Regions from separate parts of the Homo sapiens genome. Here region 2 is linked to region 1. The links are chromatin contacts, found by Hi-C or POLR2A ChIA-PET in ENCODE. All regions are on one chromosome and are shown on one strand. Each heading gives the region's core, a stretch centred on a gene start or an enhancer-like site at or near the end of the contact. The rest is flanking DNA. Distances are from core to core; before and after follow the strand shown. Region 1 holds the start of PHOSPHO2-KLHL23 (PHOSPHO2-KLHL23 readthrough). Region 2 holds the start of KLHL41 (kelch like family member 41).

Region 1 (5,956 bases), core at 2,301-4,800:
AATATCTAGAGAATAATTAACCTATAGGGGTATCACCTGTTGTGTGAATGTGGCTGGTACATAGTTTTTGTTATTCTGGATCCTTGTATCACTAAATGCCTAATCCAGATGCTTCTGACTGGTTCCCTGAAATTTAAATGCAGAATTCACTTTCCTACAGAAACAATGTAATAAATAATAAGGCATAATTGACAATCACAGTAGTACTGTAACTAGGCACATTTTAAATTAAATATGCTTTTTGAGAATTCTGAATTTATAATTAAAACAAATTTCAAATGTAACTCACTGTTGTTTGAAAACTGCCTCAAACCTAAACTTAATTAGCCACAAATTACTGAAATTCCTGAATTATTAGCCTCAAAATAGCATGAGACTGAGGTAACATAGTTCCCCTGCTGATCTGAAAGTGCACTTTTAAAATTTTCCCATCTTTTTCTGTTAGTATTTTCTCACCACTCAACATAAACCTTTAAAAAATACTTACCCAACTTAGTATTTCCAAGACAATCTTACTTCAGCATTGGGATTAGGATAAACAATCATGACAATCTTCAGTTTTAAACATCAGCCAGTTGTTTTCAAATATTACTCCTATTCTATATACAGGGAACAGAGTCTTCTGGTTTGGAGCAAAATAATGGAAACTTCTTAACTCCTAAAATTAATAAAAGTATTTTAAAAGCTTTAACATTTGTATTTTCAGGCCGGGCGCAGTGGCTCACGCCTGTAATCCCAGCACTTTGGAAGGCCGAGGCGGGGGATCACGAGGTCAGGAAATGGAGACCATCCTGGCTAACACAGTGAAACCCCATCTCTACTAAAAATACAAAAAATTAGCTGGGCGTGGTGGCGGGCACCTGTAGTCCTAGCTACTTGGGAGACTGAGGCAGGAGAATGGTATGAACCTGGGAGGCGGAGCTTGCAGTGAGCCGAGATCGCGCCACTGCACTCTAGCCTGGGCAACAGAGCGAGACTCCGTGTCAAAAAAAAAAAAATTTTTTTTTTTGTATTTTCTAATTATGTTGTTTTTCTAATGTCAGAAAAGCATCTTTTGGCAATAGGAGAACAAAGTTTTGCTTTCCACTTGGTATCGACTTGGTGTCGAAAATAAGAAATGTTATGTGAAAATAAGTTTTTGTCCAGTGGATAAAATCAGTGTTAAGCTGATTGAGATTTTCAGAGTCCATTTTTTCTTTGTACTTGTTTAATAATAGAGGAGTTCCACATTCTGTTGTCAATAGACATTTAGTGCTGTACTAGAAATTAAAATGTCTCCAAAAATTAAGAATATGAACAAAGATTTAGTTTTAAGAATGTGAATCTGTTTTGAAACCAATTTGTTAAAATTCCAAAAAGTTAACTGTTCTCTTCAAAAGCACAATCTATGTCTATTTGGTATGTCTGCAATGTTTCCATAGTGTAACAATATCCTGCATACTTTACACAATAATGAAAATTAAAAACTACACAGACATCCAAGAATTGGGAAATAATTAAGTAAGATATGCATGTGATAGCAAATAACAGAATATCCAGCCAGTAAAAGCCAAGATATTCAGTTCAAATTAAATAAGCAAGTCACAAAATAGTGTGTACAGTATAATCCTGTTTTTGTTTTAGAAAATGTTTACATGTGCAGTGGGATGGTTATGGTTGGTTCAACCGTAGTTCACACTTTTTCTACATCAATTTTGTAATAAAATTTTTTTCTTCTCAGAATAATTTAAACTCTGTTTCAGATCAGAGTGCATATGCTACCTTATTAAATTCACAACAAAGAAATAAAAGAGTGGTGGGTATAGGACAAATAACTCTAGATTGACTTGGTTGTGACAATCCACAGGTTGGAGCTGGAATCTCGAGTCTGAAGTCAAATTATATCTGACCACCATGTCAAATTGGCAAGTAACTGACATCAAATCATGAGATTCAATACTTTTGTAACCAATTTTGTTAAAATTCCAGAAAATTGTTGTTGGGAGACAATTTTCCCTGCGTCTCTGGTGGTTCTGCATGTCTTACTGACTGCCCTTTCCTCTAGACTATTGTCTCAAGGATGTTTGTACACTGGACAGCCTTGAGAAACATGCTTATTTGTCCAAATGATAAAGATCTGGGTTCCCTAAGCTCAGGGCTCCTTTCCTGTAATTCGACACACACTACATCTAGGTGACTTCTTGCCCACTTTGCATTATCCTGTGGGAACTGGGGCTTTAGGGAACTCAGGCGAAATTGCTGATTTACTGGCTACTGCTGGGAGTAATTCATTCCTGAAATGAATAGTCTTGTGTCTTCCATGAAACTGCCAGGCTAAGTTAGCCTGCAAACAGGGTAAAAATCTCTGTTCCTTCCCAGTTCTTGAAACTTTTTTTTTTTTTGAGACGGAGTCTCGCTCTGTCGCCCAGGCTGGAGTGCAGTGGCACGATGGTCGGCTCACTGCAAGCTCCGCCTCCCAGGTTCACGCCATTCTCCTGCCTCAGCCTCCAGAGTACCTGGAACTACAGGCGCCCGCCACCACGCCTGGCTAATTTTTTTGTATTTTTGCTAGAGACAGGGTTTCACCGTGTTAGCCAGGATGGTCTCGATCTCCTGACCTCGTGATCCGCCCGCCTCGGCCTCCCAAAGTGCTGGGATTACAGGCGTGAGCCACCGCGCCTGGCCCCCAGTTCTTGACACTTTTTAAGGTATAGTTCCAAAAACCTACCAGCGCTGTATGTGCACAAACTAATTTCTGTCTTCAAATATTTTCTTAATTATTCCATACTTACCAGCATTATTACGTGGAACATCTGATAGAAAACCTAAAGAAAAATAGCACGACTATGTGTTAGAACATTCGTTATTAAAAATCTTTTTGTTCTTTCATTTTGAGAGACTCCAATTTGGTGCATTATGTGTACACGTCAGAGCCAACTTGTTAGTAATGAAGTTATCTGTACATCAATGTGTTAGAAAAGCATCTTTTGAAACCAAACGCGCAGCTACTCCTAACAGATTTCTGTGGTCATGTATTTACCAAGAAATTTAAAATATCTCAAAGGTCCTAACGTAAATATTCTAAGCATATCATTACGTTTTAACATTCCTATTTTTAAAAAACTTGGCCCCATCTAGTCCTGACCATGCCTCAGAAACCAAAGGATTAAAAAAACAGCGTTTATGTCAGCGAATCCGCGGGTTTTTATAGTTAAGGGAGGGCTTTGCTCCTCACACTCCACCCGCGAGGAGATCTGCGGACGCACACACCACGCCTAGGCCTCGCGCGCTCACACACCTGCCGGCTCCACCCCGAGGGTAGGCATCGGACCCAATCGGGGGTCGTCCCCCATGGGGAGCGCGCAGGTGGGGATGGGAGTAGCAGGCAGGGCGGGGGCCCACGGGCTTCTCACTGACCCAGTCCCGCCGTCGGCAGCCGCCCCGGCGCCCGTGACGCTCCTGCGGGTTCAGTCCTTTGGCCTCGCCCCACGCCTGCCCTCTCGGCAGCCCCACTCACAAGCCCAGCTCGCAAGCGCAGGCGCCTCTCTTCTCTAGCCCGACCGCCAACTGCAGCACCTCCCTTGTTCCTCGGCTACGGCTGGCGTCACTTCCGGCGGCGTTGCCAAGCAACCGCGTGGTACGAGTAACAACTCCACCGGCTGGCGTCCGCGGCGCTTGGCGCCACAGTCACTTTTCCAGATCTAGGAGCATCATGGACACCTCGTCAGAGATGCTGGTACGGTTTGGACGGCGCTGTGGACGGGCGAAGGAAAGTACAGGTGAGCTAAACTGACCTATCCAGGGACAGGGATTGTTTCTGGACCCCCGGCATGGAGTGAGAGGCGAGGATGCCGAATGAGGGCTTCAGTTGCCTTTTGAAATGGACTCCACCAGGTCGAAAGCATCCTCAATAAGCATCTTTGGGCTCTGTGTGAAGTTAGGCCGTCTTGCCCTCAGGTGAATGGGTGAAGGAGGGAAACGGGGAGTGGAAGTGGGTGGGAGAATGTTTACAGAAATAGGGGTGGAGAAAAGATAGGAAATCAGAGACCCCCACCCCCAGCCCCAGCTGACCTAAAACTGCGCAGTTGCAGCTCTGAGAGTCTGGGTTTTGTTAAATTTCCCGCACGCTTAAAGTTTGTTATTCACTGATTGAATTGGAATATCTCTTGGAAATATAAGTCACCTCTTTAGAGGCTTGGCTCTTCTGCAAACCTGCTGATTGGTCTTTACTAAAAGTCTCTGAAGGAAATATCTCCATTTCCTCCTCTCTAAAGTAAATATAAGGTCTCTCTCTAAGTCAAATGCTTTTAGAGAGTTAAAAAAAAATCGTGTGACATAAAGTACTGTAATTCAGGTGACCTGTTATAACAATTTGATTTTGGAATAGAAATAGACTTCTAAAGAACTCTATCAATTCTAGCTACAACAGTTTCTTACGTCTGTAAATTAGCAATTAATGTTGTCATGGTGACAACTAGAACTTTGGCAATTTGAAGTATCTTCATGTCATTGCCCGAGCTTCTGTAGCAATAGTGCCCCCTGCACCAGATGCAGAGTGACAGCCAGTCATTCTTCACTAGTGGATATTTATGCAGTGGAGGTTTTATGAGGTTAGCAGCGGACTTTTGCCATGTAAAAGGAAAGAAACAGTACCAACATGGCCAGTTTTGGAAAAGCACAATTAGTCCCACACATTCACTTTCCTGCATATGCATTTCTGCACTACCTGGTTTAGATTTACCTAATAGTTGTTAAATAATGTTTTGTGGCAACTAGCTCAAAAGCTTCCACCTGAGCCTCACTGCTAAATTTTAATCTCCATTTTTAGGGGAAGGCTAAGTTGGAGAGAGGTTCAGAGATGTGTGCAGCTATTAGTAAAATAAATAATTTATAAAGATTTAGTGGGATGACATCAGCCAGAATGGTGAAATAGGATCTATGCCTGAAATCCTCTCCTCCATAAAATCAACAAGAACAGTGGCAAAAATCATCAATATCGACTTTTTCAGAACTCTGGAAATTAACCAAAGGCTTGCAACAATTTGTAGAGTGTTTACTAAAGAAAAACAGCTGGATTTTTGTAACAACAGCAAGGTTTTTGGCATTTTAACTTGCCATAGTCCTATACTTTTCTCCCAGCCCCGTGTCAGCCTAGATAACCACAGTAATCACAGTGAAAAATAGTGACTTAGCAACTGGTAGAGGGGACAAAACAGAATTTGACCCACTCCAAAGCCAGACAACTGTTATTATTCGACATGTTTGATAGTTCCTTGGAAAATCTCACTCATGAGGCTTATTGTTATTTAGTCTGACTTCAAACTCACCAAGTATGTTTGTCAAATGTTCAGTGGCAATTTTAAATATCACAGCTATCAGAGGCATGTGTGGGAACTTAATCCCCAATGTAAAAATGTTGGAAGGTAGGGACTAATGAGAGGTGATAGGCCATGAGGGCAGAGTAAAGGGATTAATGCCATTATCTGGGGAATGGGTTCATTATAAAAGTGGGAAAGTTGGCCCTCTTCTTTCTCTCTCTCTCTCTCTGTCTCTGTGTGGTGTGTGTGTGTGTGTGTGTGTGTGTGTGTGTGTGTGCGTGCGCCTGTTGCCCTCTCTTTGCCCTTTTGCCATGTAATGCCTTCCATCATGTTATGATGCGGCAAGAAGGCCCCTGCCAGATGCTGGCACCTCGATACTAGCTTTCTCAGCCTCCAGAACCATAAGCCAATAAATTTCTATTCCTTATGAATTACCGAGTCTCAGGTATTCTGTTATAACAGCATGAAACAGGCAGGCAGTGATACAGTTGGGAGGCAAACAACAAGCTGACCGAAAATCTTAAAAGGATCAGTTGGGAAGTGATATGTCCATAGGGGGCTTTGGAAAGCTCCTGACATATTCCTGGGAATCTAGAAGGCCAAGTGCATGCATAGAGCTATGTATATGCCCAGGAAAGACCTGCAAATGCCTCTCACCT
Region 2 (5,956 bases), core at 2,427-4,926, 180 kb after region 1:
ACTGTTGTCATAGTCTTTGAACTAAATGCTTTACACAGGTAACCTCATTTAGTTCTCCAGGATAGGCATTTCTATCATCCCCATTTTACAGATGAGGAAACCGAGGCACAGGAAGATTAAATAATTTTCCCAAATACACAGAACTTTTAGGTGATATTCAAATCCAAGCCATGTACATTCACAGTTGGTTTTAAAAAATGGAAACAGCAGCCATCATAATCCCATACCTGTGGGCTTAACTCTCATACTGTACAGTACTGCCTACCTTCCCATATTACCTGTTAGAGGGCACTTTCTCTAGCAGATGGAACAGTAGACTACCTACCAGTCTCTTTTATAGAGGAACTATCAAGCTATTTAACTTCTCTGAGTTCAACTTTCCTCATTGTTAAAATTAGGGTTTGGACCTAGATTACTTTAAGACCTGTTCAAAGATTTGATGAATCTATTAATTCAAATTAATGAGTGGGGGAAAAAATCCTCCCTTACCAAGGTAAAAAATTCTCATAATCTATTTACAGCATACAATCAAAGGTCAAATTACTCCTAAATTAATGCATTTTAAATAGATGTGACCAAGCAGAAAAATATAAAACCTGAAATTCTCATGTAAATATTGTCTGATGAGTCACAACCCTCTTTTATGGTGAAGTGTTTTTATCCTGGCATACCGTTCTATTAGTGCCTTTTAAAAGCAGCAAGGCATTTGCTTTGCTGACCTTCCAACTTTGTATAACTGTTATTGTTAATGTTCTGTTATACAGAACATTAAGTAGGTTTCTTGAACCAAAAATGAGAAGCTGCGTCAGTAAAAGTAAGGGTTTTATTAGGCTGGAAGAGGACAAAGATTAAACTGAACACTTGAAAGTAAAAAGGACCGTGTTATAGATATATTCAATAAATTAAATATGAAATGAAATTTAAAACTCCAGTAATTTTGGAGAATCATTCCATGGCAACAACTATTCCGTGGATCTGTCATTTGTAGGTATCTACCTATATGTCTGTCATCTGTCTATCTGTGTTTTTATAACATTCTTACTTCCTGGATGTATTTATAGCCTTTTTCATTGACTTTGCCACTTTTGACGTTTATTTGACTTTAAAATTAGGGCTTGGGAAATTTTCTGACCCACATTCAAATACTTATAACATTCTTCACTGGAACTTTGAAAATTAAGAAACATGATTAATATGTATTATCACAACTACATTTTTCAAGATTAGAAAAAGTTGATTAAAGGTATAATAGTATTTTGTGAATGCAAAGTATATCACACACTTTGAGAGCATACTGTGACTGTGGTATGACATTGTATACTTGCTTATCTTTGGCCTTTCCAACTAAAGTGCCCATAAGCCCCAGCCATGATTAGCTATGACCTAAACAAACTCTTTTGAGCCAGTTGTAAGCTATAAAGTTTCGGTATTGGCATTATGGAAGACAAAGGTTAAGCCAACTCCTTCATAAACTGATAAAGTATAACACATTGATAATATAAGACAAATTCCTTTCAAACAACTAAGGGTATATTGGTTTAGGAGAATTAATTTTCTTGGAAAATTCTGTGGTTTCACAAAACAGATTGTTAAGTTCTAATAATGTCTAAATGTATCTCTGATCCAAATAAATGTGATATAATAAAAATTTCTAACTATAATTAATTCAAATTAGCGACTTTTGTGTAGACAGTTTTTCCTAGAAGATAATCCAAAGTGTGTGGAATATATATACAAGTTTTTTTCATTTTCAACAAAATTATATTTTAGGCAGTAACCATAAATAAGAGATGAAGTGCTACCTCCAAGAACTTCAAATGAAGTTCAGGGAAACTTGGAAGAAGGTAGAAAATCTGACCAATTTAGAGCTGCCAGCAGATGAAGAAGAAAAAGAAATTAAAAAAGAAAATCTGACCAATTATTACTTCTTTATAATGGATAAGAACTTTGATTTAGGGAAACTATTTGGGGAAAGACATTAACTATTTTTAATAGGTAAGAGTATACAAGATTAAATTTAGTTTTTACAGCAGGGGGTGGTGGCTCACACCGGTAATCCCAGCACTTTGGGAAGCCAAACTGGGAGTATTGCTTGAGCCCAGGAGTTCGAGACCAGCCGGGGCAACATAGTGAGAGCCCATCTCTGCTAAGAAAAAATAAATTTAGTTTTTACTAAAATACTGGGCTTTGAGGGATTACAGTCACGATCATCTATAAACAAGGCATTTTTGGTAAAATAGTATAAAGAACATCTTAAGTCATTAAACATGAATTAGAACCTCATTATTCACCAAACTTTTTATTACACATTAACAAAGCAGTCAAATATTTTTCTGTCAACGCTCTATACAGCAAAAGTGCAAGGGACTGGAATAGGACATCAATTAGAGTAAAATGCAAGCAGCTTGAATAATTCACAAATTGGCTAACTGGATGGTGAGTAACAGCCTTCCCTTTAAGCAACTACATATACAAAAAGTCCTTCTTACCTGGAAGAAGTATGACTGTAGAGGTTGATCCTTATTTTCTTCATCCACATATAGTCCTCCTACCACATATATCTGATTTTGCTGGGTAACAATGCTGGAATGATTTCTGGGAATCTGCTCAGCCAGTGCAGTAAGGTAGCATTCATTTTCCGTGGGGTCATAAGCCACTGCTGCTGTGTCATTAACCAAGAGGATGAGGTCTTTTACAAACATTCCATGCCTGGGAATGTCATTCAGGTAACCAGGAAGTAAATCTTCATCACCAACATCACCATTCACCTCACCAGCCCCAGTCTTCGCGGCATTTTTGCTAGGTTCTGGGAGTTTGCCTGCGAAAGCATCTTTTAGAACTTTGATTTTTTTCTGGAGGTCTGGGTTGCTTTTAATTATATCATCTTTCTCAACATGATCCTTAAAATATTTTTCTGTCATAAGGCGAAAACGGATACAATCAAACACTTCACTAAGGTTTTTAACCCTGTTTTCCTTGTCTGTTCGCACCCATTTCATCACTGCCTCAAATACTGCTTCTTCTTTTTCTACATTTAGGCTGTCATTTGAAATGACTGAGATCAGTTCCTGTGGAGACAGTTGCATAAAGTCCTCTTCCTTACAAATCTGTACAAAGCGATCAGACACAAATTCACGGGCAGAAATGGCGAGTCTCGGGCAGTCAAGAAGAAGTCCTAATCTTAGGATGGCTAGACAGTTACCAGGAGCAAGTCTTTTCTGAAGATAAGAAACGCAGACAGTAAACACTGAGGGGATCTGAAAGCGGCTGGCCAATGCAAAAATATCTTGCACATTTCCGTCATTGAGATCAATACTGGCAGAGTACAGGTATTTGATGATTAAATCAAGTATAGCAGGATCCACATTGTCTAGCACTACCTCCTTTTTTTTCGCCTCATCAATTTCAGATAAAAAGTACTCACGGAAGTAAGGACTACAAGCTGACAAAATCAATCTGTGGCAAGGAAGACTTTTGTCACCTGCTTTTAGGGTGCAATCGATGAATTTTTTCTCATCCAGGAGATCTTTTAGACCATCCTGAAGAAGGGTGGATTGGTAAAGCCGCAGTTCCTCTGCAAGTTCCCGCTGGGAATCCATTCTGTGAGAAACCTGGGTAAGGAAGGGGACACTGAAGGCCTTAGCTCCTTGCAGCACACAGGTCTAGCTGTAAAAAGGCAGATCAGTGTGCTTTGCCCAGCTTGAAGCCTTTGCAATTTAATCCCACTAGCTAAATATAGATACCAACTCTAACAACGGGAATTTAGGAGAGCTGGCTTGGAAAGAAGAGTTGTTCTTGCAGCTGTTATAGATTGAAAGTAACAACTGGAACTTTTAATCACTAGGGAAACAGCTAAGAAACAAGACATTTAAGTGAAGTTGAAAGCTTAAAAATACATAACACATTAGAAGATATACTAATAAAGGCTACTACAAGAAAATGTTTATTGAATTAACAGAAAAATGAATCATAAAAATGAGTCACTCCTCTAAATATGTTCTAGTGTCAAGCTACTTGGCTCTCTGAATTAATGATGCAAAGGTCAAGAATATGAGATGTGTTCATTTGAATACTCATAAGCAAGATCTCATTTCCAATAATTGTTAACATACAAATTTTTACTTTCTACTCAGAACAGTGGGATATAGATATTTCTTTTAGAAGTAGTAAACTTAAAGATGTTTACTTCTGTACTAGTTTTACAAAACCTTTAATGTTGCCATGATAATTGAAAAAAGAAATGCAGAGGAATTGCTAATTTTCTAAAACATTCCAAATTATTCTTACATGGAAAAACTGTAATTAATATTGAATTAAATTATAAAATTATTTATTCATATCCTGCCTTGTCATACAAATGATCTAATGTGGCAAACGATAATAAGGTAAAATAAAAGCAAAAGGTTAAAAGGAATCACAGAGCCAGAAAAAATAATTAAAAGTCAATCTAGGGAACGAAAAAGTCCACACACATTCAAATAAGATCACAAAAGATAATCTGTAATTTTAAATATCAAAAATTATCATTCATTAAATAAAACGTGAAAAATAGAACAGATATAACCCCATGAGAACAATGTTATCACTAAACACAGCAAAATCAAGATGAACTCCTACAATGGTCATAGAGAACAGCCCCCCCTTTTTTTAAAGAGTATATAACTGGGGACATAACGTAGGCTGTTGATTATAATAGAATACCATATTAATTATGGAGGTAGAAGTAATGATTTGAAAGAAAATCGGTCCTTTGTTTATATATAGATGGTATAATATACTTCATTAAATACTTTCATTTATTTATTTATTTTTGAGACAGAGTCTCGCTCTGTCACCCAGGCTGGAGTACAATGGCGCAGTCTCGGCTCACTGCAACTTCTGCCTCCCGGGTTCAAGCAATTCTCTTGCCTCAGCCTCCCGAGTAGCTGGGATTACAGGCACCCGCCACCATGCCTGGCTAATTTTTGTATTTTTAGTAGAGACAGGGTTTCATCATGTTGGCCAGGCTGGTCTCGAACTGCTGACCTCGCGATCCGCCTGCCTCGGCCTCCCAAATTGCTGGGATTACACGTGTGAGCCACCGCACTGGGCCCATTAAATACTTTATTACACAGTCATATTGTCACATTATCTGAACTCAAGTAGGGCTGTAGAAATACTGTAATTTCAAAAGTTGGTATTTTTACACATACCCCCAAAAACAAATTCCATGAAGACAGGGATTGTGGGAGTGTCTGTTCTTTTCAAATGCTATAGCGTAGGGGTTTCGTGAGTGCTTTATAAGTATTTGTTGAATGAATGAATGCCCCAGATCAAGGAATTATGTATTTTTAAACTTCAAGGTCTCTATCCATGAGTAAAGGCCTTTTCTTTTATTTTACATCACAGTGAAGTCAATGGTACTGTCAGCTGCTAAAACAACAGCTGAAAGAAGAGCTCATTGACTCTTTTTCCATTTATAGATGCCACTAAAGGTTTTAACACACCAGAAAAAACTAACAGCTGCTTCCTTGTTTAAACAATAAATGACTCATTTCTCTCTACATGTAACATCTAACATTTGAAAAGATTAATGAGTCAGATGCAAACATCATATGACATTTGAGATTATTCCTTACTAGTCAGCAATTTTATAGTCTCTTTTGCTTGAAAAAAACAATATTTAAACAATAGTTATGGCAGCATTTTATCTGTGACCAGTACAAATTTTTCATACATTCTTTCCCCTCGTCTTAAAGGTGGTTTATTATAATTCCAACCCTTAAAATGTAGAAATCCTTTTCCATTTAAATGAAGAAGCCAATTTGTAGCTTTTGTTGATTTTTAATAAACTTAGGTTAGCACTTGGTTGTACTGTATGTCTATGGTTGTACACAGACTTGCATCTTATTTTAAATGTTTTTACATACTTTTCCCTCTGGAAGAAGAGGGCTCCTTTGGCTAATTTCAATTATTT

What was found. Hi-C counts contacts between places; a loop is a spot of excess contacts on that map. ChIA-PET counts read pairs that join two places held with the same protein, here RNA polymerase II (POLR2A). Pooled maps may share reads with other maps.
Region 2: a pooled map shows a loop between it and region 1 (3-fold over the local background). The contact joins the promoter of KLHL41 here to the promoter of PHOSPHO2-KLHL23 in region 1. A Hi-C loop is called at or near these places in 1 of 50 pooled maps. POLR2A ChIA-PET finds 5 or more read pairs at or near these places in 2 of 52 experiments (Panc1 and T-cell).

Annotation. Positions count from the first base shown.
Region 1 is chr2:169,692,063-169,698,018 of GRCh38, reverse strand. PHOSPHO2-KLHL23 (PHOSPHO2-KLHL23 readthrough) reads right to left here and starts at 3,550. Exons shown (of 5, transcript NR_144936.2): 1 at 3,397-3,550; 2 at 2,772-2,804; 3 at 488-658. CFAP210 (cilia and flagella associated protein 210) reads left to right here and starts at 3,614. Exons shown (of 9, transcript NM_001085447.2): 1 at 3,614-3,758. The coding sequence starts at 3,692. PHOSPHO2 (phosphatase, orphan 2) reads right to left here and starts at 3,550. Exons shown (of 4, transcript NM_001008489.4): 1 at 3,397-3,550; 2 at 2,772-2,804; 3 at 488-658. RefSeq lists a silencer at 3,242-3,521 and an enhancer at 3,652-3,831.
Region 2 is chr2:169,507,422-169,513,377 of GRCh38, reverse strand. KLHL41 (kelch like family member 41) reads right to left here and starts at 3,676. Exons shown (of 6, transcript NM_006063.3): 1 at 2,490-3,676. The coding sequence starts at 3,599.